5 separate regions of the Mus musculus genome follow, and all the other regions are linked to region 5. Evidence: chromatin loops called from intact Hi-C (ENCODE). Cell type or tissue: left cerebral cortex. All regions are shown on one strand. Region 1 overlaps Prickle2 (prickle planar cell polarity protein 2). Region 2 overlaps Prickle2 (prickle planar cell polarity protein 2). Region 3 has its middle 37 kb from the start of Prickle2. Region 4 overlaps Prickle2 (prickle planar cell polarity protein 2). Region 5 overlaps Gm30688 (a long non-coding RNA gene).

What was found. Peaks named below come from ENCODE experiments on the same cell type or tissue, not always from the same donor. Only the 100,000 strongest peaks of a DNase experiment are listed, where the experiment ranks them.
Region 1: it touches region 5 in a loop (6-fold over the local background); 11 of 42 quality-filtered maps call a loop at or near these places.
Region 2: a loop joins it to region 5, with 2.6 times the contacts of the local background. A loop is called at or near these places in 8 of 42 quality-filtered maps.
Region 3: it touches region 5 in a loop (6-fold over the local background); 20 of 42 quality-filtered maps call a loop at or near these places.
Region 4: it touches region 5 in a loop (5-fold over the local background); 24 of 42 quality-filtered maps call a loop at or near these places.

Annotation. Positions count from the first base shown.
Region 1 is chr6:92,477,406-92,482,405 of GRCm38, reverse strand. All of the region lies in intron 2 of Prickle2 (prickle planar cell polarity protein 2), which reads left to right. Among named protein-coding and RNA genes, the nearest start is that of Gm38862, 75 kb to the right of the region's middle. In left cerebral cortex, CTCF peaks have their summits at 3,607 (motif pointing left) and 4,580 (motif pointing right); DNase peaks (open chromatin) are centred at 2,019, 2,556, 3,611, 4,565 and 2 more places; H3K4me3 peaks cover 4,272 bases; H3K27ac peaks cover 3,614 bases.
Region 2 is chr6:92,420,407-92,425,406 of GRCm38, reverse strand. Prickle2 (prickle planar cell polarity protein 2) reads left to right here. Exons shown (of 9, transcript NM_001081146.2): 5 at 2,939-3,076. It overlaps Gm38862 (a long non-coding RNA gene), which reads right to left. Exons shown (of 4, transcript XR_869273.2): 3 at 2,795-3,571; 4 at 721-2,665. Among named protein-coding and RNA genes, the nearest start is that of Gm38862, 18 kb to the right of the region's middle. In left cerebral cortex, a CTCF peak has its summit at 2,932; DNase peaks (open chromatin) are centred at 219, 2,633 and 2,903; H3K27ac peaks cover 1,336 bases.
Region 3 is chr6:92,741,053-92,746,052 of GRCm38, reverse strand. No RefSeq gene overlaps it. Among named protein-coding and RNA genes, the nearest start is that of Prickle2, 37 kb to the right of the region's middle. In left cerebral cortex, a CTCF peak has its summit at 2,217 (motif pointing right); a DNase peak (open chromatin) is centred at 2,246; H3K4me3 peaks cover 437 bases; H3K27ac peaks cover 353 bases.
Region 4 is chr6:92,663,678-92,668,677 of GRCm38, reverse strand. The region is part of intron 2 of Prickle2 (prickle planar cell polarity protein 2); the gene reads left to right. Among named protein-coding and RNA genes, the nearest start is that of Prickle2, 40 kb to the left of the region's middle. In left cerebral cortex, a CTCF peak has its summit at 3,009 (motif pointing right); DNase peaks (open chromatin) are centred at 3,000, 3,456, 3,818 and 4,613; H3K27ac peaks cover 2,183 bases.
Region 5 is chr6:92,284,584-92,289,583 of GRCm38, reverse strand. Gm30688 (a long non-coding RNA gene) reads right to left here. Exons shown (of 5, transcript XR_001785327.2): 2 at 1,105-1,251. Among named protein-coding and RNA genes, the nearest start is that of Gm30688, 17 kb to the right of the region's middle. In left cerebral cortex, a CTCF peak has its summit at 2,890 (motif pointing left); a DNase peak (open chromatin) is centred at 2,893.

The DNA of each region.
Region 1 (5,000 bases), 190 kb before region 5:
AGTTTTGTTTTGTTTTGTTTTTCCTTCTTTGCTTCTGGTTAATTGAACGGTTTCTTGTGGTGCAGGAGGATAGAGAGCTCAAGGTATTTAAAAATGTTCCCTCTAAGGCCCAGCAGTGGAAGTCCTGGCCTACACTTGCTGAAATCCCAGGGGGACATGGGAAAAAGCCTGTCTGCACTCTGCCTGTTTTCTGACCTCTGAAATAGAAGCCAAGGGGACAATGCTGTCTAAGTGCCCCAGGGTCCTCCGACTCTCCTGCCAGGTTTGTGACAATGTTGTCTCCTGTGCTCACTTGAAATTAGAGTTAAGGAGTCATACAACCCAAGCTAGTAGGGAAAACTGAACGCATTTTATTCTGGGGTTCAGATCATCCCAAAGGCGACTTGATCCGGAGCAGCTAACAGCTGACACCATGAAATGAACATTGAAGGGGGGGGGGGACAGTACAGCATTTGAAGAGATAGAGAGAGCACAGCAAGAGAGAGAGGAAAGAGTGGGAAGGGTGAGAGGGAAGGAGGGAGGGAGAGAGAAAGAGAAGAGAAGGAGAGAAAGAGGGAGGAGAAACGGAGTGAGGGGGAGAGAGACAGACAGAGAGAGAGGAAGGAGAGGGGAGAAGGGAGGGAGGAGGGAGAGAGATTGATCTAGTTCTGGCTGTAGGGCTGGTACAGTTTCTGATCTGAACCAGGCACCCAAACTATAACTGTGCCCAGCTAAGATCTCTGGTATGTTGCTTTTTTTTTTTTTTTTTTTTTTTTTTTTTAAGGTGGGGGCGAACAGCCTTGTGTCTTTCAAGCCTCTCTGAGATGTGATTTTTTGGAAGCTACAGAGCTGAGCCTTTGCATTAGCAAAGGTACCCCCCCACACACACACACACACACACACACTTTGGTTTAGGGATTATTGATTTGGTAGGCGAGGCTAATTTACATGTAAATAAATCTCAACCCTGGGCGGCCAGACTGGGACGTCCAGATGCTGTGACTGACTTGCTGACATCACAGCCTCATTAGCATGCGGAGGATGCAGGCATTGGAACTGCGAACAGCGACTTCTCCAGCTCTGCCAGGCGCTCCGTGACAGTTATTATTATTTTTTGGATGAGCTGCACATTTCCTGGTTCAGTGGCCCGGGCTTTGTGAGCAGCTGACTGGTCTCCCAGGTCTGGCTCAGGATCAGCTGATGACGCAGAGATTGGGGTCTGTGACTTCCTTCAGATAATCGTGAAGTCGGCGAGTTTAGAGGAGACGGTTCTTGAGAACACAATTCCAGGACCCAGGCAGGCCTAGAACAAGGGCACAAGTCGCACTCTCCGGCTTGTGTGGATCTCCAGCTGGGTCCACTTCCAGGGAGGGCGGTCTCTCGGAGGGAATGCAAAAGCAGTCGGGTTTGGGTTTGAGCCTGCTGCCTGCCTCCGGAAGGGCTCAGATTTGCAGAGACTCAGTAAAGGAGATGTTTGGGCTGCCTGGAGTCCTGCTTGCATTTTCTGATACCAGCTCCAGGGGGAAAGTGAACTGGGGCAACTGACCAGATCAAGACTCGGTGGCGGCTTCCTCTAAAGCTTCACGGCTCATCCTCTACGAGGTGGGTAAGAAATTTTGTTAATTCCCAAAGCAAGCAGGAATGTGTTTAGTAGTCTCTGGACTGAGGAAGCTATTATCTCTAAGGCCAGGAGGTGGCTTTGGTGGTTTGGCACTTCTGTCTTTCCTTTGCTTACTAGAAAGTTCAAATGCAAAGTGATATGGCGCAGATATACAATAGGCATCCTCAAATCTTAGTGCTTAAGAAACAGTATTTCTCTAACAGTGACCCTTTCTTAATAGCAACAACAGTGGGAGGGGGTGTTGAAAAGCAAATATTGGTAGCATTGACTCATGTACCGTTGCGCCCATTTCAGCACATATCTGAAACATCAGAGATGCTGAGGGACACACACTTCACTAACTCTTCCAGATTCAAAAAGAAAAAAAAAAAAGGCTCTCAAATTATTGAGGTTTAATTTTAGCTAGTGCTTTTGGCTCCAAAACGGTGACGGAGCTCCCGAATCTTGACTGCATAACCTGCTGTAGCACATGACTGTGTTTGTTCCTTACTAGCCTGTCTTCACAGTTAGTTCCTCTCACTAGCTTTTGATTTCCCCAGGACCAACCATAGCACTCTTGATCTGCCATGGAGGTTTGGGGATAAAGTTCTGATTTTTAATCTCCCTGTTGTTTACTGTGTGGTCTGGTACTGTGCTGTGATCTCGAAATACATATGCCAGATGTATAGGACTAGAAACATATGTGCCAGGTGTGTCAACATCCTCCAGAGTGGGTGGAGAATTACCTAGACTTATAGATTGCTCCCCCCAATGATAGAGGTCTACTTCCACTGTGACCATGTGTGGAATCGTGGGTAAGGGAGGGCTTTAGTATGCCTTGAATATAGGGACGCGAGTACCACATATCAGAGGCCTGCAGTGTACTTTGCTTTGCTTTCTATGTCTTCCTGAAGGCAGTTTTAACCTATCTCAGTCAGGCTTCCATATAGGAAACAGCCTTGTTTTCTTGCTAGAGGCCACATTGGCTGCTCTTATCCTGCCCCTTAGGAGACAGCTGATGATTTCCACAGATGAGCAAGGTGGAGCTCAAGAGTAAGTTACAACTTCAATAAAAATCACCACGTTCTGAAAATTGGGGTTTTTTCCTTTCACCAAATGCTCGTTCCCCCCGGGACTTTTCTAATGTGAGAATTTAAACACACTGGCTCCAACAGACATTGTGTTCTTTAAAATGTTACAGAGCAATCAGCAAAAGAGAGCATTTGAACAGTACAGTTATTTTTGTAAAGATTCCCCCCCCCATGCAATGTGTGTGGGTTGGGGTGTAATGGGGAGAGTTAACAATACAGGAAAGACAATGCTCTATAGAAGTGGAAGGGGAGGGAAAAGAACTCAGGAAATAGAATATGAGATGATGCTTATGCAGGGCTTGGACCCTGAGAGCTTGAGAGACTTGGGTATCTCTTGGAGTACCCATTTCTGTGAAATAAGGAGAAGAGGCATGAGATCTGTGGGTAGGCTTTAGTGAGGTGACACATAAAAAGCCCCCAGATCTGTGTCAGCCACACTGTAAGTGCCCAGCAAATGCTAGCTGTTAGTATTGTTCCTTCACTGGCATGATTATCATAACGACTGTTGCCGAAAACAAATCAAACCACTGAAAAGGTGTTTACTCTTGTGAGGTAAGGCTGCAGAAAAGATGTGGTCCTAGTCACTGCTGAAGCCAAGCTCTTCCATTCCTCCTGATGGAGCTGATATAATGAAGTATATCAACTAGGACTGCTGTGCTGTGTGCACCTAAAAGATGGTTTAAGGAAAATCAGCCAGTGCTAGTTGGACTAGGCCCCCTCAAAAAGGTCCCCTGTCTGGGAAGCTGGATGGGTCACTCTGAGGGACCTATGGGGTCTGCATTAGAACCAAGACCCTTTAGGGTCTCTGATCTTCTCCGGCTGTGCCAGTGAAAGGCAGGTCTTCTACCTTCTTTCTTTCCTGCACTGATGCTTGGTCTCTTCTCTGCCCAGGCTGGGCCTCTGATCTGTGTTTCACCTGCAGAATGACTCCTCAGAAGTTCCAGGGTGGAACTGGTGCCACCATCTGGGTGGTTTCTGCCTCTGAGCTATGGGAAAACAGAAAATAATAGGTCTGCTTGCCTGTTTAGGCCTCTCCTTCCCCCCCCCCCCCCAGTGTGTGTGTGTGTGTGTGTGTGTGTGTGTGTGTGTGTGTGTGTCTCCATTCATCCATTGCCCTGATACCTCTTTCCCAGTGTTTTGATGCAGCCACACATAGTTGGCCTGTTTCTCCCTGCCCTCTCAGAGCCTGTCTCTTTCTTCTTCCCTTTCTTCTTCCTTTTCTTCCTTCCAGAAATATAACCCCAATGTCAGCTTTTATAAGACAATTATTAAATTAGAGCTAGTGCCCAGTATAGGAGAATGCCAGGACCAGGAATGGTAGTGGGTGGGTTGGGGAACAGGGGGAGGGGGAAGAGGTTTTCGGAGGGGAAACTAGGAAAGGGGATAACGTTTGAAATGCAAATTTAAAAAATCTAATAAAAAAATTGATACTTAAAAAAAAATTAGAGCTAGTGATTTGGTCAGTGACAGAGCACTTGCCTAGCAGGTATTTGGTTGGTCCCTGTCATCACAAAAACATGGTGGTGGAGTAGGGTAGGAATCAACAGATCCAGAGAGATGTCTGCTATATCATCCGTTTTCCCGAAACTCAGAACTGACAGTTTGTACCTCCTGGTTGATGTGATCTTTAGTATAAACATGAAAAAAAGTATACTTGTCCTGGGACGTAATATTAGTATAATGTATAATGCTTTGATAGTAGCCTGCCTCCATTGCCTTCTGAAAGCGTATGTGATCTTGGGAGAATCGCTTGACATCTCTGTGAAATTTGGCTTTTGTCATAGGAACCCTGGAAATAAATCCCTCCAAATGTTGAGATGCTGTGACTGTAGCCTCTGCCCTGTCCTGGATATTGGCCTTGATCTCCTCCTGGTGACCATGACTTTATTAGTTCTCATTCAATCTCAAACAGTGAACAGTAGGGGGCAGTAGATTTAAGACTTGTTCATCTAAAATACTGAACTGCTAAGAGGGAAAACAGCTTAGCAGAGGTGACACAGAGAGTGACAACCTCTGGTTTCTAAACCCAAGTGCCCCAGGAGTGAGAGAGGCTCTTTCTTACCCACTCACTTTTCTGTCTTGAGGCCAGACTCTTCATTCTGACATCCTCTAAGCCTGTGCTCTCTGTTTACTGCTGTCATCAAGTACGCAGAGTCGAATGCTCTGTCTCAGATAGGATTCTGAATGGCATTTAGACAATGGCTTTCTTTTGTGTGTGGTGGCCACTGATATCTTTCTTCCCTGAGTCTCTCTGTGATGTTGTTACTCAATAAACTGATGGGCCTATGAACTATAGCCCAAGAAATGGCTTATATAAGAACTCTGGCAAA
Region 2 (5,000 bases), 140 kb before region 5:
ACCCCACCTCCTACCCCCCTCCCCAAAACCAGTCTCATCCTGGACTGGGTTAGACTCCAAGCCTGGCACGACTGACTAGTTCAGGAAACAGGAAGCACTAACATTTGAGAGCCCAGGCCAGTGCTCTCTGACTTGACTGTGTCCTGCCAGCCGCTTGTGGGAGTTGGGAAGATGACTAAGGACCACTTCATGCCCAGAAGAAACACTGTGAGTCTCTCAGATTCTCAGGATTGTTTCCTAAGAGGCGAATGAGCAGGCTCTCCATGTCAAGGGCAGCTGAAGTAACAGGTCTAGAATGGCAGCTCTCACTAGGATTTTTATCAAGGCAAAGTCAACCTTGTTAGAGTCACCCATCTTTGTCTTGGAAGTATTATGGGCATTCCCTTTTTCTAGTCCCAGAAACACAGCTCTGTAAGCAGGCATGTATTTATTTGAGTTTGATTAGTTTGATTTTTTTTTTTTTGAGGCTGGCTTTCACTTTTCTCAGGATAACTCAGAATGCTGTCAGCAGCTCAGTGACCTCTCAGATCTCCCCTCTCTGAGAGCTGGCTACAGACAACCTACCGTGCCTGGCCAGCGTCACTTATTATTGAAATGACATTGATCCTCAGGAAGAAGTCTGTAAGCAAGCTTTTAAAAGATTGTGTGGGAGGAAGTCAGGCTTCTAAGCTAGAAATTAATTTGTAGGTATCTGGTTTCAAGAATCAAGAATCTTACAGATTTGCACTAGTTAGCTCTATATTTAAAACAAAAGTATAATTAATTTTAAACTGAAAGAAAAAAATTACCCCTGTAGAGATCTGGATACCAGTTTCTACCAACTCATCACATACATGGCCTGAGTCCCAGGTGACATTTTTACATAAAAGGGAGTAATTTGTTTTTGTATTTTTATGGTGTGTGTGTGTGTGTAAAACACACATAATACAGCATGTATGTGAAGGTCAGAGAACAATCTGTGGGAATTGGCTCTCTCCTTCCACCATGTGGAAGGATCAAACTCAGGTTCAGAACATTATGCTTCGCAGCAAGCACCTCCACCCACTGAGCCATCTTGCTGGCCCCAAAAGAGACAGTCTGAGCCGCTACTACTGAGGAACTGAGACTGTAGATCATAGCACAGCCCTTGCCTAGCATGTGCAAAGCCCTGGGCTTAATCCTCCTCACTGCAGAAATAAATATATGAATCTGAATAAGTGAGACAACATCTCAAAAACTCAGGCGACTCCCTAGAAAGCTGCATCTCTCTCTCTCTCCTGCTGCTTATTTCATAGTTCATAAAACATACACAAAAGTTGGCTCCTTTAAAGATGAAAGCAAACATTGTAACCGGATGCCCAGTTAACTAATCTGGAGGTGAAAATGCAAGTTTTTACAAGCAGGAGGGGTGTGCCTGTTTTTAAAGCAAGCCCATAAAATGTCATTGGTGAAACCATGTTTTCTGGGCTGTTAGGTTTCTGGAACATTCCTCTGAAGACTTTTTTTTTTAACTATCACTTGAGAGAAGACAATGATCTGTCCCATGCTTGTAGTGGTTCATTCTGTTTATACTTAAAAGTACTTTCATTAAATAGACATCACTTGGATCACGACTCCATGTTGGTACAATGTGATCGATGAAAGCCAGTAGACAGGATTGATTCATTTGGCATGGTGGCATGGCCGCTTCTGAAGACAGAGATCGACTCTGAAGCAAAGACTTAATGGTTCTCTTTTCATGTAGACAACACGATTTGAACAGACATAGCTGTTCTGACTTTCAGATTAGCACACAACAGTCCTCTCATCGAAAGCTCTTCCTGTCATTGTCTTTATGAAAGATTATCTGCGCAATTCAGCCAACATTTCTAATATATAGATTACTCCAGAAGAAACCATGAAGAGCTTTAGGATCACATATCCCAAAGGAAGGTATAAGCATGACTTGGGGTAGGAGTTGAACATGGCAGTATATGACATTGAATCTGTAATGAAAGTTTTATTTCCTTTTAAATCACATTTCCTCTTTGTGTTGCCATAATCGGATAAGGAGAAGCGCTCGGCCTGGTCCTAGCAGGCATCCTAGTGCCCCTGCAGCCCATTCTGTTCTCCCATTTTAAGCAAGCACATCAGTTTTAACATCTGCTGAAGATGCAGTGGTCACCTGGGGGAAACTGGTTTTGTTCTATGCTTTTAGAGTGGCTCAGAGTCACCCATCTTTGTGGGTGACTGATTTTCCTGTGTGTAGCTGCAATCTACCTTCCTTTTAAATAAATGCATCTAAAAGTGAGTCATAGTTAAAAGTAGCATCAATAAACAATAGCTCAGGATTATGACACAATCACCAAAGGGCATAAACAGTGGCACAGAATGACAGATTCTGGATACGTATACCCTCACTGACCCTCCCTTAATTCTTTGACACTCTGTGGTTTAAAAAGAAGAAAGAAATCTCTCTCATATTTGTCACACTAGTAGAAATCCAGGCGAAAGTCCACCTATTCTTGCATCCCAAAGGGAGACGGAGGCCAGATGATATATGTGTGCATGCCTACAGCCAGGTTGCAGCCATTCCTCTTTGTGGGGGCCGTTCCCGTAGACACAGGAAACCTTCTGCTCCTTACAGCTTGGAAAGTAGAATGTTCCCAGAAGTTGTCGTCTCTGAGCCACTCTTGGTGACTTAGATCTGCATGTGGGAAGAGTGTGAAGGGTGAGGAGCAGTTCTCAAACACCTAGCCTGCCTGAAGCATGAACTCCAGAGTTCACAGCCTTTAGAAAGCCCATTTGCTTATCACCCTTCTTGGTGCTGGCTCACCTTGGTTAGCTCCAAGCGCGGACTTGGTAACGTTCAGCAAGTATCAAACCAAGTAGCAGAGTCTCTGTGAGCCCTGGGTGGGGATGCCAGTACTTCCCTGGAGCAATGACGCCTCCTCTGTGCTGTCGCCCTCTATGTGTTCAGGTTCGGTATTGCAACTCCCTGGACGAGGAAGAGAAGAGGGAACTGAAGCTGTTCAGCAACCAGAGGAAACGTGAGAACCTGGGCCGAGGCAATGTCAGGCCTTTCCCCGTCACCATGACAGGAGCTATTTGTGAACAGGTGAGGATGGACCGGGACAGGGAAGAGGTTCATTCTACAGTGACTGCATCAAATGCCTGTTATCTGCTCAGCCTGCTTTTAGGCCTTGAAGATACAGCAGTGAGCATAAGACATGAAAGCTTAGTTTTCCTCATGAAAGAGGTATGCACCAGGGGAAGACATCAGACAAAAACCAAATCAGTAAAATAGGAAAACTGCAGCAGGGAAGGGGGCAGGAAGGGCTAGGAAGGCAGGGTGGCTGCAGCCGTGAGCAAGACGGTCAAAAAAGACCACACTGAGAAGGTGGTTTCTTGAGCAAAGGCATGCAGAGATGTACAGAGGAAGAAGCATGCAGACCTTGCCTTAAGGCAGGAGGATAACTCCTGTGCACAAGAAACAGTGAGCTGGCCTGTGGCTGGATCCAGAGGCATAAAGGGCAGGCGTGGCAGATCGAGGCAGAGTTCATGGAGAGCCATATAAACAATTGGAAGGACCACACAGAGTGATGGCTTCATCCTTTGAAAATAGAGTTAGTTATCTGGACCATGAGTCAGTTTCTCATTCAGGACCATCCCAGCATGGATGACCTTTAAAGGGACCATATGAGAGGTGGCACCTAACCTTAGTCTGAGTTTGAGGGTCTAAGAAACCCCATGCCATCTCTTTAAGACATCACTGAGTTGAAGGATCTAGATGTACCTTTTGCCTACTCTGCTGTAGCAAGCTTAGGGTGTGGTAGAGGAAAGGCATGTCACGGGCCTAGGCGGCTAACCTCACCCCTCCTCCCTCCCATTCCTGCTTTCCAGGGAAGCCCACCATTGCCTACCCTTCTCTCAATCTTCCCAGTTTCTGTGCAGCATCTTCTAACTCAAGCTCTGGGTGAGAGTCTCGCTGCTTGTTGAGAGAAAGCTGGAGACTATCTGAGAGGAGTAGGGTAGTCTTTAGAACTCCATTTTGAGATTTCACAGGAAATAACTGAACAAATCTGGTCATGAATCACAAAACTGCTTGACCAGTGAGGGGGCAATGGGTCATTATCCTTGAAATGAGTCCTTGAGACTATATATGATTATGTGTGTGGATACTTTAGTCGTTCTTTCATAATCATGGAAGAGAGGGTTGTTGCCTTCTGTGTTGTAGTATCACATACACAACTTACTAGAAACCATTCCTCAAGTCTGTGCCCTCATTCTATGGATCATACTAAATCATACAAGATCTGCACTGGGAGAAGTGCTTGGAGGCACCATTTTTAGTCCCCAGTCATTGTCTGTAGAGCCCATCCATCTACGTGAGCCATCCTGCTAGACACGTGCCATGACCTCATGACCAATACCATGATGAACAGAGAGCATCTTTATAAGCCCACTCCTCCTCCTTCTCCTCCAAGACCCTCAGAACATAACTGTATTCTAACCCTAGCTGTAAGCATGAGTCATCTGTCATTTCTGCTTTGTATACTCTGGTCTTGAAGAGTAGAGCTGTTCAATCAAGATTATATGAAGAGATGCTAGAAGAGAGCTAAAAAGCATGCCTGAAAGGAAGAAGCTATTTAAGAGTAAATGGGTTTATGTACCCAGTCCCCTCTCATTCAGCAATGCAGGCCCTCGCCCCAGCCAAGCCCCCTCTCCGTAGCCTCTCCTAATGATGTTAACTTGGCTGTGTCTCAGCACGTGCTTTGGGATATGTAAGAGATATGTAATAGCTGCTTCATGCTCTGTAAGTTGGCTTGATGTCTGCTGATCCCCTTGTACACTACCATCCTGAGCATCCATCTCTCACACCTTAAGTTTCTCACTCTCTGTTACTCAAGTTGTCTTACTTAGGCCCTGGGGTAGGGGCTCCTGGAAAGAACAAGAGGAATCTGCCCTACCAGGTATGTAAAGCAAGGGACTAACTAGTGTCCATATAACTCCCTAGTAGCTAGCCGTTGGTAATAGTTGGA
Region 3 (5,000 bases), 460 kb before region 5:
GAGTTAGGCTTATGTTTGTATGAGTGCTGAACATTACACTTTCTATTAATGGCATCATCTTCTAAGGAGCACAATGCAAGAGCTGTTTGCACAGCACTGATTTTGAACTGGGTACTCTGGGCGATCCAGAGATAAGTCAAAATATCTGGGAGGATATACAGAAAGTATGTGCAAACACTCCACACTTGGATTTTAGTTTTTACAGAAGGGTCAAGATTAATCCCCCTGTGGATGCCAGGAGCTTGCTGAGAAAGAGCACTGTGCGCTGATGCTGTACGATGACTCCAGTACAGACTGGGCAGGAAGTGTTCTGGTTCTGCCTCCACCACTTCCTGTCTGTGCTGTGCTTCTAAAGGCTCCGAGAGAGCTTTTTAAAGATGTGAAGTGTTCAGCCACCTGTCACTGAATCGTCGATCTCTTCTGAGGTGATTCTAGATTCTGGAAGAACCAGAGAGCCGGAGAGAAAGGCAAGTGTTTTTGTTGTTGTTGTTGTTGTTGTTTTGTTGTTGTTGTTGTTGTTGTTGTTGTTTTGTTGTTGTTGTTGTTGTTGTTGTTGTTGTTGTTGTTGTTTTTGGCTCTATTTGCCATTTCTGTTTTGGTTTAGAATGTAGAGTTTAAAATCTCCACGGGAAGAGTCCTCATCTTTTTGTTTTTCTTCTTTCTTTCTCTGTGTGGTGGCAAGTGTGGAAGCAGCTAGCTAGGGTCCATGACCAATCCTGCCTCTCTTGGAGTGTGGCCTCAGCCAAGTTTCTTTCCTTTCCTTGATCTCTGTTGAAGATATACCATCACCTCCCTTTCCATGTCCTCCTGTGGACACAATATAAAAGATGACAGCACAGTAATAAGCCCTCGTGTCTAAATGTCACACTTTCTGGTCAGGGTCTCTGCTAACCCTTTCCTCCTGCAGTCATTTTTTGAGCACCCATGGGGTTTTCAAGATGAAGCCTCTGCACTCAGAAGCCTAGAAATCTAGGAACTGGAAAATGTGTTCTATGTGAACAGATTTGTAAAATAATTTCAGTAAAAGAAATAAGGCTGGTGAGGAAAAGAATATTAGGACAGAGAAAGGGGAGGCACATATTGAATAGGGCAGTCAGGGAAGGCATTCCAAAGGATGTGGCCTCTTATGAGTCTCACAAGCCAATGGGTACCCAGTCGGCAAAGCTATAGATGGATTCATCTGGCCAAGAGAGTAGCTGGTGTCAAAATCTCTAGGTGGACAATGGCAGGCAGGAGACAAGGGTGGGGCTGGAGCAGAGGAAGTGAAAAACTACAAGACCAGCTGGGCAATATACTGCCTGGTAGACCATGAGGCACAAGATGTGAATTTTTAAGGTTTTGTTTTTTATTTTTATTTACTGTGGTATTGGGGATAGGACCCAGGGCTTTGTGTGTCCTAGGCAGGTGCTATACCACCGAGCCACAGGTTCAGCTACCACTGCAGGTTTGTAGTGCGGTCTTCAGGCCAACAGCAGCACTTGGGGGTTTGTGAGGAATGGGAATTCTCATGATCACTAAATCAGAAACTACAGGTGAGCCTCAGTGGTCTGTGGGGCTTCCAGAGCTTCTAGTCTGGTCTAGAAGTTGAGCGATTATCTAGCCATCTGGACAGATGAACCATCTAGAATCTTAAGGAACCATGAATACTGGGACTCTTCCTTCTGCCTGGCATCTTCAAGACATCTTTAGTTGAGGATTAGCTCCGTTAGTTCTTGGACAATTCCTAGGGTGATCGAAGGGCTACAGATGTGGAACCATTGCTCTACTGCCTTCTGAAGACAACAGGCCAGGGAAGTAGGCAACGCCCCAGCATGGGGAACAGGGATGGAAGCTTGTACTAAGATGGTATCCGACAACAGGAAGTGCATGGACCACTGTAAACCTATTTTGGTGGAAAATTCAACGTGCCTTTTATGCTGATGTGGGCAGGAAGTGGAACTTGCGATCAGCATCAGGTGGGAGATTAAGTAATGCTATCTCACGTTTGTGGGTAAGCCAGCCCCTAGACACCTTGGGACCACGGCCATTAGACCATACAGAAAATAGAGACCAAACCAGTTCACCTCCTTCCTCTGCCTGGCAGTAAAGGCTGTGGCGTCTGTAAGGAGGTTAGAATATTTAAGTTTCTCCTGAGGTTTCAAGGTCCCAGTCTCCCTTCCTCCACCTGGCTCTTTCACAGCTCCTCTGTGCTACCAAAGGACCAAAGTGGGGGAAATGACCATCAGGGGGCGAGCAAGACTCAGAAATGTGCTTTGCCAGGCGCAAGGCAAGTCTGGCACTTTGGGGTTTACCAGGTAGAAAAGAATTCGCAGGGAAATCAGAATCACGTGCACTTTACTGGGCAGCTTCTGCGCGTTAGATTCTGCGCAAGTGCATCTGGTGTTTTCTCGTTTAATCCTCATTAGGTGCCCCCGAGTTACACACACTCGGAGTTAGAATGACACTCACGGCCTGGGTCACCCAGGCAGACACACAAATGGAATTGTGCTCCAGCCTATCTGACTCTAAATGCGTGTCAGCAACAAATGCCGGCTCCCCAAGTAGCTCCTTGCCCATGGTAGTGTTTTCTTTCTCTTGGGGAGATGGCTGTGGAAGGTAGCATCACCAGCTTATATAAGGAAAGGCTGTGGAGTCTGGCTTTACATCACACATTTGCTGTGTGATAGTGAGTGAGTTATTTAGCTTCTCTGAAGTTTCCACAGCTAAATGTTTTCACAGTAAGCAGATACCATTTGTGGACCCTAACAGTGTGTTTTCTATAAGCACCATCCATAGCATAGAGTGTTCGCTCGCTGTGTGCTGTACACTAGACAAATCCTGGCCACGGGTGACTTTAAGAGTGCTTGGTACCTAGGTTGTGAAATTGAAGAACTGAATTTAAATTTTCAGTTACAATGAACTTAAATCTAAATAAGCATGTTTGGCTACTGGCCATGCTGTTAGCAATGCAGCTCTGTAACGTATCTATCTAAGTTCAAAAATCTACATATCCCCGGGGACCCCTTGGGCTTAAATTAAAATAGACTGTGCTCACCATTTATAGTCTGGTTTACAACAAGGTTTTGGTGCATTTGAGTTTGAAAGGAAGAAACATAAGAGAAAGGAAAAATCTATAAGTATTGTTAGGTTTTGTGCTCAGCAGGTTTTGTGAATTGAGGGCGGGGCTAGACTTTCCTAAGGGATGCCCCCCACCCCAACTCCTGCCCAGCAGAGCTCAGCACATGGAGGGGACTAGATGTGATGGGCAGTCTTATTTGCTCCCAGCCCCACTACCACCACACACACACACACTGCCTCAAGCAGAATTCTTTAAACATTTCTTCACCTTGTATTTGTAAGGCAGAACAAAGCCACAGTGTGTGTGTGTGTGTGTGTGTGTGTGTGTGTGTGTTCCATACAAATTCCCCTTCACCTATTTGCTGCCTAAAGAAAGCCTACCGTTTGAAGCCTCTCACACTTCCATTTACTCTTACAATTTTATAGACAGACGGTGTCACAGAAAATTCCTAAAGGTTCCAAGTGTGAATAATAAAATAATTGGCCCCCTCAAACAGTATTCCTGTGTCAATCTCAGTTTCAGAGCTGTCTCTATAGGTATTTGGACTTTGCCTTTAATTGGTGGCCATTGGTGCGATCTAGAGTCCACTGGCAGGCTACCCTGCAAAGGTCAGTTTGCATTGGGGACATTGTTATTCATGTCTCCCTGAGGGGCAGTCCTCTGACATTCTCAGGCTCAGTTTGCCTCCAGTTGTATAAGGAAACCTGAATTAGCAGGCACATTACTCCCAGAATATTCTAAACCATGAGCCGCGTTCCTTGTAGACAGATACCCTGAGCTGCTACCTTGCCCCTCATCTGACCCTGGCCCAATTACTACATAGCTGCTGTCTTCCAGAGACACTCTTGCCGCTGGCTCACCAGGTCCTTCTTCTCTGGGTGGCCAGTTACGCCCCTATATCATTTCTCACCTCCCCAGGACTTGCATTCTCTGTGGGTGCCCTGGATACTGACCTCATGTAGCCCTGATCACAGTAATTGGAGAAAGATTGATGGCTGATGGTGAACAGCTCAAGCAAAGGAGCTGATTTTGCTTCCCCGGGTTTGGGTTTCTTTCAGTTGCTTTGCTCTCCCTCGTTGCAGAAAGGTAGAGAACCATCTGCCCAAATGTCCTTCTGCCTTTTAAGACTCTTTTTCTGGACACAGTGCTTTGCCAATTGTGCCACTAAGGTTCCTTCGGGCTACATAGGGTTCAGATAAAAATAAAGGGCACCTTGCCTCTCTGACTCCACCTTGTACTAGAAGCAAAGACATCTACAGCCTGACAAGTAAGAAGTCCCCTCACTTTAATGTTCTCAGCATCCCCAGATTGTTGTGGCTTTTGTTCCCTAGAATTGTTATGTGTTCATATCTCACTGTCAGTGAGATAAGCATCAGAGTCTGTGGTGGTTTGAATGAAAATGGTCCCATTAGGCTCATAGGGAGTGGCACTATTAGGAGGTGTGGCCTTGTTGGAGGGGGTGTGGTTTCGTTGGAGGAAGTGTGTCATTTGGGGTGGACTTTGAGGTTTCAAATGCTCAAGCCAGGCTCAGTGTCTCTCTCTTCCTGCTGCCTGCTGATCTGGGTGTAGAACGCGAAGCTACCTCTTCTGTACCATGTCTGCCCACATGCCACCATGCTTCTTGCCATGACAATAATGAAGTAAACCTCTAAACTTGTAAGTCAGCCTCAGTTAAATGTGTTCCTTTGTAAGAGTTGCCATGATCACAGTGTCTTTTCACAGCCATAGAGCACTGAGACACAGTTTGAGGCTCTGAAGGACACAGGAACCTTCTGCCAGGCTTAACTGGCTCCTTAAAACAACCTGGTGGCGGGCTGGGTTTTCATGTTACATCATTGCTTGTTAACAACAGGATCATCCCGCATCCTCGTCCCCTGCCTCCCCTCTCTTGCCCTTCAACCTTGTCTCAAGAGAAGGGAGAAAGGTCCTACCCTCATATTCT
Region 4 (5,000 bases), 380 kb before region 5:
GAACTGCATAATTAAGATGCAAAATAAAATCATAAAAATCATTAAAAAATTAACCATAATGTTAATTTTACAATATTGCGTTGGGCCATATGGTTAGCTAGCCTGCAGCACATCTAGCGCTGAAGCTGTAGTGGGACATGCTTGAAAGTATCCGGGAGCACCTGTACAGGTTAAATGCAAATGCTATGCTAATTTACAGAAAGGACTGCCATCTCCTCAGAATTTTCAATCCACATGGTCTTTGAAACAGCAGCCTGTGAATATCAACCATAGACTGTGGTAGTCATCATTATTTAGTCTCTATAGTAACCTTGTGAACTACGTATCTCAAGCATAGAACTCTCAGACACGGAAAGCTAACTGCATATGGAGGCTTAAGCATACATCCTAACACTGGCTAAAAGCTGTTATTAGATGCTATGACTGGTACTTAATTTCTTGAGCTTGAGTCCATGTCAACAAAGAGGCCTTACCCAACTTTCCTGTAATAGAAGATGTTTTTCTAACAGTTGATTGTTTCCTTTCTGCTATTTCCCTTAGCCTGACCAAATAACAGTTAAGTAAGAAAAGATGGTATGTGTTAAATGAATGTTAACTGATTTCCTTTCAAAAGTTTCCTATATCCATATTCAGATGTATCCTCTGATTTAGGGCTATTCATGACCAGAGTCCTGATAGACACATTTTTATCTACATATTTTGTTTCTAACCCTTTCATTTATCCTTGGGAATCTGAGTCCCACAGCAGGGATATAAAGGTTCTCTTTAAAACTACATAACAATAGGAAAGAAAACAAGACATCTTTCAGGGCAATGCATAAATGTATTATATCTCACATTTTCTCACACATGGAACTAATTGTGACATCCTGGAGCTGTTCCTGCATACAGATTCCAGGACTGTGCTGTAGAGATTATTGGAATCCCACCTCTGCTGATGCCCAGTTGGAGAGCCTGCAGTAACAGCCCAGAGCTATGCAAGAATAATAAAGCAAACGGGGCCATTCTTTTGAAAGCTGACCCGTATGTTTAATACATTTCGGTACAGGAATGAAGTCAGGCTTGATTATAAGCCATTTAATAACTTCAGTTAGACTGTGCTCTTCATTTTTAGAGAGTAGGGTTTTTTGTTGTTTTGGGGTTTTTTTTAACTTTTTTTTTTTCTTTTTGAGCTGTGTTCTCTCTCTGGAAGCTAGATTTCTTCTGCCTCTGTTTACCCGTCCTGTCCTAACATAATTTGAGGATACTTTTGAATCTTGCATTCACTCTCTCAGATCTTAGGCTATGACTTCATGAACATGGCCTCTCTAGACTAAGAGCAGCATCAATCATAATAGTAGGGATAATAGGATAGTAAGCTTCCCGTTCTCTTAAAAAACCCCTTTAAATTGAAATCTCATTTTGATTGTTAGTTCTCAATAAATGGATCCCATTGGAACTCATATATTTTTCTAACCTATAGAATATCAGTGTTTATGACTGAGGATCCATAATTAAGTACTGTTAGTTCACCTTCTCTTTGTTACACACCATTAGACAGGAGTGCCCCTTGAATATATTTATCACTGTGGTTATGTGTTCTATTTGCGTGTCTTAGAAAAATGTTTTGCCTACTACTATTCTCTAAGAGTGTTTTGTTGTTGTTGTTTGTGGGTGTTGTTTTATAATTACTATTTCATGGAGGATGAAGGCCCGGGAGGTGAAAGGGCTTGCCTAACAGAGCCGTGATATAACAGAGCCAGGTGAAACTTGAGCCCCTGTCTCTGCCTCACGAGGCATCCCCATTCCTCAAGCAAAGCTCGTAGAATATTCAGCTTCCTACCTTCATGTAAAATCCTTTTAGACTGGACTCCAAGCCACAGGTCAGCACAGGCTAATATGACTATCTTCCAGAGCTAACTGATATCGATATGAGTTCCAGTCTCTACAACCCCCTAAGGTAAGTGGGAATCCCATTTTATAGATGAGAAAACAGGCTCATAAAGTTGTGCCTTGCACAAGTTTTAAAATTATTAATTTGTTAGCCAGGCATGGTGCCACACATGGGAGGCAGAGGCAGGCAGATCTCTTGAGTTCAAAGCCAGCCTGGTCTACAGAGAAAGAGAGAGTCCCAGGATAGACAGGACTACACAGAGAAACCCTGTCCTGAAACCCTCATCCCCAAGTAAAAGAAAGTTATTAAGCTGTAGAGGTAAGGTTTATTTCACCAGCTTAGGCTCCTCCCAGCAGAAGTTGGAACTGATATGTTGGCAGCTCCAAGTTTCAGTGCAACTGTAGGCTATCCGTGCTATTCACAAATGTGGGAATATCCGTAGAACATCTGTAATAATCGCCAGTGAAAATGACAATATTACAGAAAATCAGTTAGAAGAAATAAACAGCGTGGCAAGGGAAGATGGCTGAGCAGGAAAGGTGCTTGCTATACAAGCTTGGAAACCTGAGTTGGGCCACTGGAATCCATGTAGGCACAGGCAAGAACTTACTCTACAGACCTGTCCTCTGATCGCCACACAATGCTGTGCTGTGTGTGCCCCATCTTCCATACACAACAAGCCAGAGTCATGAATTTTCTCCCTGCCTGTCAGGCCTTCCCCAGACTTCCCTCCAGGGACAGGGGATGTGTATCGTGAGTCTACTCTGATCACTTGAGCTTCCTTTTGCCGATTCCTCCAGGTCACCACCTGGTATTGAGTAACAGCTTGCTGTGTGCATGAGCCTTAGGGATGGTTCCACAGTTGCCCTGCCTTTGTTCATGAGAGCCTTTCCCTGGCCTTAAGGCTGAGTCATTAGGGGTGTGAGTAGTTTTGTTCTTAACAACATCCTCTGGTCTGGGATGCTCCCCAAACATTTCTTCCTTTGATTGCAAACACTGGGGGGTTCTTTTTTCTCTTTGGAGGGCAGAGGGCAGAGTTGAATAGGCCAGCATCCTCTCCTGGCAACAGTCCTAGAATTAATTCCTGGACCTGAAAAATCCAAACACCCAAACTTCCTGCAGTAATGAAAACCCACAGCAGAGGGCAGTCTCCTACATATGGCGAGGTGTCCTTGGCCCTGAGCTTATTTAATTGAAAAACCTACAGAAAAGTAATTAGCCTGGCTTCATAAGAGAGGCAAATCCCTTGCTGCCCCCCTCAGCCCACCTTTTGTTTAAAGAAGGCCATTTGTTCTTGAAGTGAAGAGTCCCCCGCGCCCTCCTTCCCTTCTTGTCCCCTGCTACAACTGTTAGGTCTAGTTTCTCTAGCTCAAAGATAGAAAGGGGTTAATTTTAGAGAAGCAACCCCTATTTGCTTTGTTCCATATGCAGAATAGGAAGGACACTGTCGCATGGTCTGTCAGATTTTCTCGGTCCCCTCTTGAGGAGGCAAGCCTGGAAGGAGGGTATGAATCCCAAACGTGTGTTTCACTCTCTCCTGCCAGGCATTCTCCCAAGGCCGTTTCATGCACTCTTTAAATAAGCCCAGATCCCCCATTAAGTGGATTTGCTTACTATTGCCAGTTCACACATGGGGAGATGGAAACCCTGAAACTGACAGGTTTGCTATGTGGTTCTCTGGGCTTTAAGTTGGTCATGTGTTTTAAAACAGGGAGTATCAGGTAAATTGCTCTTGAAACCCCTATTTCCTCTCCATTGGAGACAGAAGCTTGGAGGACAGATTTCCTAGGAAAATGGGTATGTCTGGGGGGTGGAGGTGCTGTTGTTGACAAAGAGCTTTGTTACTCTTTTCTAGTGTCCCGCCCCCCACCCCCAGCTGAGCCTATGCCTCCTCAGAAGGTTGAAGCTGGGTCAGCTTATCCATCAGGACTGTGCTGAGCCTGATCCAATTTTAGCAGTAACCTGCTTCTGCTCCCTAGGAATGTTGCAATAGGAGCTACGGTCCTGGTTCTGCAAGCCTGGCCAGCTCCCATGCGCTTCTGCTCATTCCCAGAATACAAAACACAAACTCAGGAGTGGTCCACCTTGGTTTTTTTGGAGTGTGTCTCTTGGGAACCTGGGGCTTACCAATAAGGCCAGGCTGCCTGGCAGTGAGCCCCAAGGATCTGCCTGTCTTTGTCTCTGGAGTCACAAGTACATGTTACATGCTCAGCTTTTGTATTTTATTTCATGGGCTTGGGGGATCAAACTCTTGTCTTCACGCTTACACAGCAGCCTTTGTTAGCATTCTGTCTAAACTCCACCCCACAGTTACCTGGCAACCGCCAGGTATGCCAACCTTGGTGGGCATTTTTACCAAACGGGAGTCTTATTCTCTGAGGCATCAGTCAGCCAACAGATTTGTTCTGAGCATTTCTAGCCAGTGTTGGATCACAGGTCTCTAAACCCAGTACCAGGTCCCAGGAGCTACTTGATAGAAGTTGGACAGATGCTGGAGTGAAAAGCCACAGTCTAAATGCCTCTGAAGTAAATACAGGCACAGCTTGGTCCCTCTCCTGGTTAGCCTCTGAAGTCACCTGAGAGGAAAGCTGCAGTGGAGGGACTGCCTAGATCAGGCTGACCCATAGACTGTCTGTAAAGATTGTCTTGATTGACTGGCGTAGGAAGGGCCAGACCACTGTGGGCGGAACCATCCCTAGACAGGTGGTTCAGGCTGTACAGGAAAGAGAGCTAAGTACAAAGGAGCCAATCAGCAAGGAGTGTCTGTCCCTCTGTGGTGTCTGTCTCAAGCTGCTGCTTGAGTTTCTGTGCTGGCTTCTCTTAATGATGGGCTGGGACCTGTAAGCGTGAGTCAGATGCATCTTTCCTTGCCCTAAGTTGCTTTTCATCAGAATGTTTTTTTGTCACAGCAACAGAAAAAAAAAAAAAAAAAGTAGAACAGTCACCTTGCAGCTAGTTCACAGAGGTTATAAATGGCAGTGGGTGCAGAGTTAATGGGTTTTCTGGGGTTTACAAACCATGTGACCAGAAGGCGAGAGAGAGAGAGAGAGAGAGAGAGAGAGAGAGAGAGAGAGAGCGCTAGCTAGCTAGCTGATGGTAGGAGTGAGAATTTTTTTTTCTGCTGGTT
Region 5 (5,000 bases):
CTTTGTTCTCAGCATCTGCAGTCACTTTGATCTCTGACTGTCACCTCCACTCTTGGATGGTAGCCACCTTCACAGTCAGCATCTGTGACTCCCTCTTCACCTGTCACTCCAGCTTCCCATTGGCTTTTATTTCCCTGCATGAGTCTTGTTTCTAAGATGTATAATTCTTTGTCTAGCCCACAAAATGAACTCAGTGGTACCCCCAGATGATCATCCCCATCCAAGACCCCCAGAGTGGTAGTTTAATGGGATGGATGGAGGTCTTGAGACCCATTAAGTAGTTTTTCAAAAGCTCTGGCTAGAGTAAGGAGTGTTCCAGCTTCTACTAAAATGAAAACAAAGATTTAGGAGGCACGTGGGGAACACACCAGAGGAATCTAGAAAGAGACTACATGACCTGGCACAATTGCCTTGAGGATGGTGTGAGGCAGGGTGGGGGTAGGGAGAGTGATAGATGTTCTCAGTTTTTGTAACTTGAGTGATTAAGTTTTAAAAGACAGCTTGAACACAATTTAAATTAAGTTTCTATTAAAAGTCACAGAAATAGTCATTTCAAGATATTAGCAAAGAGTATTAACAACAACAATAAAAGGCAGAATAGGATGTAATTTTCTGTTAAAAAAAAAAAGAAAGAAAGCCAACAATTCAGAAGAAGTAGTGAAGATTTCTTCAGAAGTAAATATAAGCCAGTGGTAATGATGCATACCTTTAATCCCAGCACTTGGGAGGCAGAGGCAGGCAGATCTGAGTTCAAGACCAGCCTGGTCTACAGAGCAAGTTCTAGGACAGCCTGGGCTACATAGAGAGACCCTGTCTCAAAAAAAAAAAAAAAACAAAACCAAAAAACAAACAAACAAACAAACAAAAAAACACACACACACAGAGGAGGAGGAGAATTGGTAGTACAACACGGGGGTGGGGTGGGGAGTGATGGAAGTTTGTTATGGAGGGGTGTGTGGTTAATGTGTGATAACAGGAAACAAGGCATCATGATTAGACTCATGGGATATAGATCCAGATGTTTGAATCCAAATCCTATTCTATGGTGTCCTACTCAGAACAGATACTGACCTGTTGCTGGTCAAGGGTCAGAAAGGGCCTTACAGTGCCATGTGCTGTGAGCTGCAAGCACCATACCAGGGGGGATAAGAAGAGCCTCCCCTGCCTCTGGGTTCAGTCTTTATGAATATGCACATTTATGATCAGACCTGCTGGGCATGAGACCTGGGAAACACTTGAGTTGTTCACAGGCTGTAAATCAAAAGAAAGAAACAGGCCATTCACTCTCATGACTTCTAAAGTTCTGTTGTCCAAGGAGCTTCTCAAAATATGGGGGTGCCTGACTCTTTAGCGGATTCCTCACTCTATCTCTGTCCCCATTCTTGCCTTTTAGGGTATCCCCATCACTAACCCATGTCTCCTCACAGAAAAGTCTACCCTTGATTTAGGCCCTCATCAGTTCATCGAGTGACACCTGAGTCAGACTCTTGGCTGTGGGTTGGGCGCCCATCGTAGGACTATGATTAAGGCAACCATCATTGACCAGTTTCTTTCTATACTTCCCCAGCTTCTTGTTCCCTGCTAACCAAACTAACCTTCAGGACCACTACAGCAATCTGGATGTCTTGTTTAACTAGCAAACTCTAATATGTCCAGCTAGCCACTTCTGTGTGTTCCACCTCAATGGGAGAGAAGTCAAGAGTACGTTGAAGGACACCCATCTCAGGCACCACTGCTTGCTCCGTGCAGGGGTTCCATGTTCCTCTTCTCTTTGAAGGGAACTTCTAACAGAGAGTCTTTGCTGGGTCAAATTATATTCCTCAGCCTGTAGACTTCCTTGGGTGCTGTAATAAGTCTGGACAGCCTTCAGTGAAGATCATGGTTGTCAGTTAAACCCTATCCATCCACTCCTAATACCTTTTTTTACTCACTTTTTATCCAGCACCCTAACCTGCTCCTTAGCCATCCACTTGCACTTGACAGTGCTACCTCAGATGAGCCCCATCCCTCGCCCCCTATCACAGTGGACACCCATGGGACTTTTGTTTTTTAGCACCATTTCTAATCTTTGCTGTCCACCCTTCTCCACCATGTGGAGTTCCCAGCACCTAGACTCTGCAGCAGTCCTTCGACACCCCATGCCCAGCCTGAGTGTCTTCTCTCTGTGTGGCTCTAGACCCTTCTGAATGCCAAAATGCAGTGAGGCTCTTTGTCTCGAAGCTCAGACTCTTGGCATGCTATGCATCAACCTTATTATTCTACTCCCTGGGGGAAAAAAATCCCAACACTTACCTTCATAAACCGATCTTCCCTGACCCTGGAAGTGTCAATATGCCTGCCCCATCTGGGCTATTGATCTCAGTCTTGTCCACGTTGAAGGCTCTGTTACTTCCCTCATTGACCTGTGGTCACCCTACACCATCTTCCCCCATTCAGCTGTTCTGTGTTGGGTGGGACTTCCTCAGTGGCAGCTCTCTTCTGCATTTGTGTGACTTCCCCTTCCCACTTTCTCCCATCCAAGGCCTGATTCTGCTTATCTTCTAAAGTCAGACACGGTTCAGGGTGTTCTGGCTGTAGACTCTTGGCCCGTTTCTAAGCATGCAGGTGTCCCTGAAGATCTCCACCCTTACCTCTCAGCTCTGACTACATCTACTCCTTGTTCCCACTGAGAATGGGTCAGCCTGCTTCCCTGTCAGCACTTAGATGCTAGCTAGATGCACATAGCAGAGGTCTAAGAGCATTGATGCATGTGAGGCAATCTTCGCTCCTACCATCCCAACCCATCTCCCTGTTTTCCTCATCTTAGGAAAAGGGGTATTTTTCAATTTCAGAGGACAAATATCAGGTTGCTTTCTACTTCAGCCCAGGCTTGTTCCAAAGTCCAATCGTGCCCTCTGCTGGCTCACTTGAGAATCTCACTTTTACAGCTTAGTTCAGGATATGGCTGTGCCCAGATTCCACCTTCTCTCTCTCACTCACCTGTTCATTTGTCCTCCCGTGAGCAACATATAAAATTAGAGTCCCATTTTATTGAAGATGCCAAGGCTGGTGTCTCCCTGTGTGAGCCAGTTTGCATACCCTATATGGGAAGCTCATGGCAGCGAGTGATGGAGTCTGTGGTGAAGGACAGTGCCTACCATATGGACCATGTGTACATGCCATGTGAGCCATAAAGCACCACAGGACCTGTCTCATCCAGCTTTACTCATTCCTCCTCCACTCAGGCCACACTGTCCTTCTATGCTCTTTATTGACTACAACAAGCCTTGCTATACTGGCTTTCTGCTGTCCCTGGGTATTCCCCTCTGTGTGCAATCCAAAGGGCTTATCTGCATAGTTATACTATACTCATTCACATGTTTTACAGAGATTCTTCAGGGATGTTGGCATTTGACCTTTCTCCCATCTCGTAGCCTAGAATAGTCTTTGGGGTGTAGTAAATACTCAAATCTGTACCAATGAGGTGGCAGGATGGGCGCATCAGGGGATATGGCCCTTGCTTTGGCTCATCGATGCCTCTACAGCAGCGTTCTCAACCTTCCTAATGTGAAACTCTTTAATACAGCTCCTCATGTTGTGGTGACCCCCAACCATAGTTATTTTCATTGCTAACTTCATAACTGTAATTCTGACACTGTTATGAATCGTAGTATAAATATCTGATATGCAGTTTATCTGATATGCAACCCCTGTGAAAGTGTCATTTGGCTCCAAAGGGTCGTGACCCACAGGTTGAGAAACACTGCTCTACAGCATTCCACTTGGAGTTATGCCAGTTTACCATCACCTCATTTGAGGGCATTTGGGTTCTCCATTCGTTCAGTGCTATAAACAAGTTACATCACACAGCCCGGGATCCTTGTGTTCCCATTCACAGGTCAGTACAGTAAGAAATTAGTAATGCCAGTGTCTCCATTTGGGTTTCATTGCTATGAAGAAACACTAACTATGACCAAGGCAACTCTTGTAAAAGACAACATTTAACTGGGGCTGGCATACAGTTTCAGAGGTTCAGTCCATTATCATCCTGGCAGGAAGCAGACAGACACAGTGCGGTAGAAGGAGCTGAGAGTTCTGCATCTTGTTCTGAAAGCAGGCAAGGAGACTGTCTTCCGCATGCAGCCGAGAGGAGGGTCTCTTCTGCACTAGGTAGAGCCTGGGCATAGGACCTCAAAGCCTGCCTATACAATGACACACTTCCTCCAACAAGGCCACACCTATTCCCACAAGGCCACATCTCCCAGTAGTGCCAGTTCCCTTGGGCCAAGCATATTCAGTCCACCCTCTTCCTCTACCTGTGTTTTAAAAATGGAATGCTGAACGTCTTCCCCTAAGGTAAATGGCTCACTAGAAAATGCTCACACAAAGCTCTTGGGTGTAGCTCACAGACAGAGCATTTATTATCTAGCATACATTTGGTCCTTGGCCCCATCTCAAACCCTAGGAGCAAAGCAAAGTCGATGAGGTTTCATTCTGCTAGTGGACCTCTTTCCCCTCCCACTTCCTGTGCACAGGAGCTTTGGGTCCGATGGCCCTGCCTAACAATGAGCATGTGGCCTTGATCTCAAAATCTTTGAACTTCAAATTAATTGCCACTCGATCATAAAATCTGTTAGGAATAGGGTCAGGGTTTAGGTTCACACAAGTCTACAGTTAGGGCTGGGTTAGATTGATGGTTATAGTTGACTGTGGTAAGGATTGGAATTGCAGTTCACTTTAAGGCTAGGGGTGTGTTCAGTATTAGGAATAGGGTTCGTGTGAGGGCTATGGCAGTGTTAGGGTCAGGCAGGGTGAGGGCTAGGGCTAGGAGTTAAGTTAGGGCTAGCTTTAGCATTAAGATAGTCTTAGGTTTAGGATTAGAGTTAGGATGGGGCTCTTGGGGATCAGTTTATCAGGTGTTTGTGATAGAGTTAAGATTAAAATTATGGCTCAAAATGGAGTTAGGTTTAAAGTTAGGGTTATGATTAGGTTTGGAAAATTTAGAGTTAGCGTTAGAATTA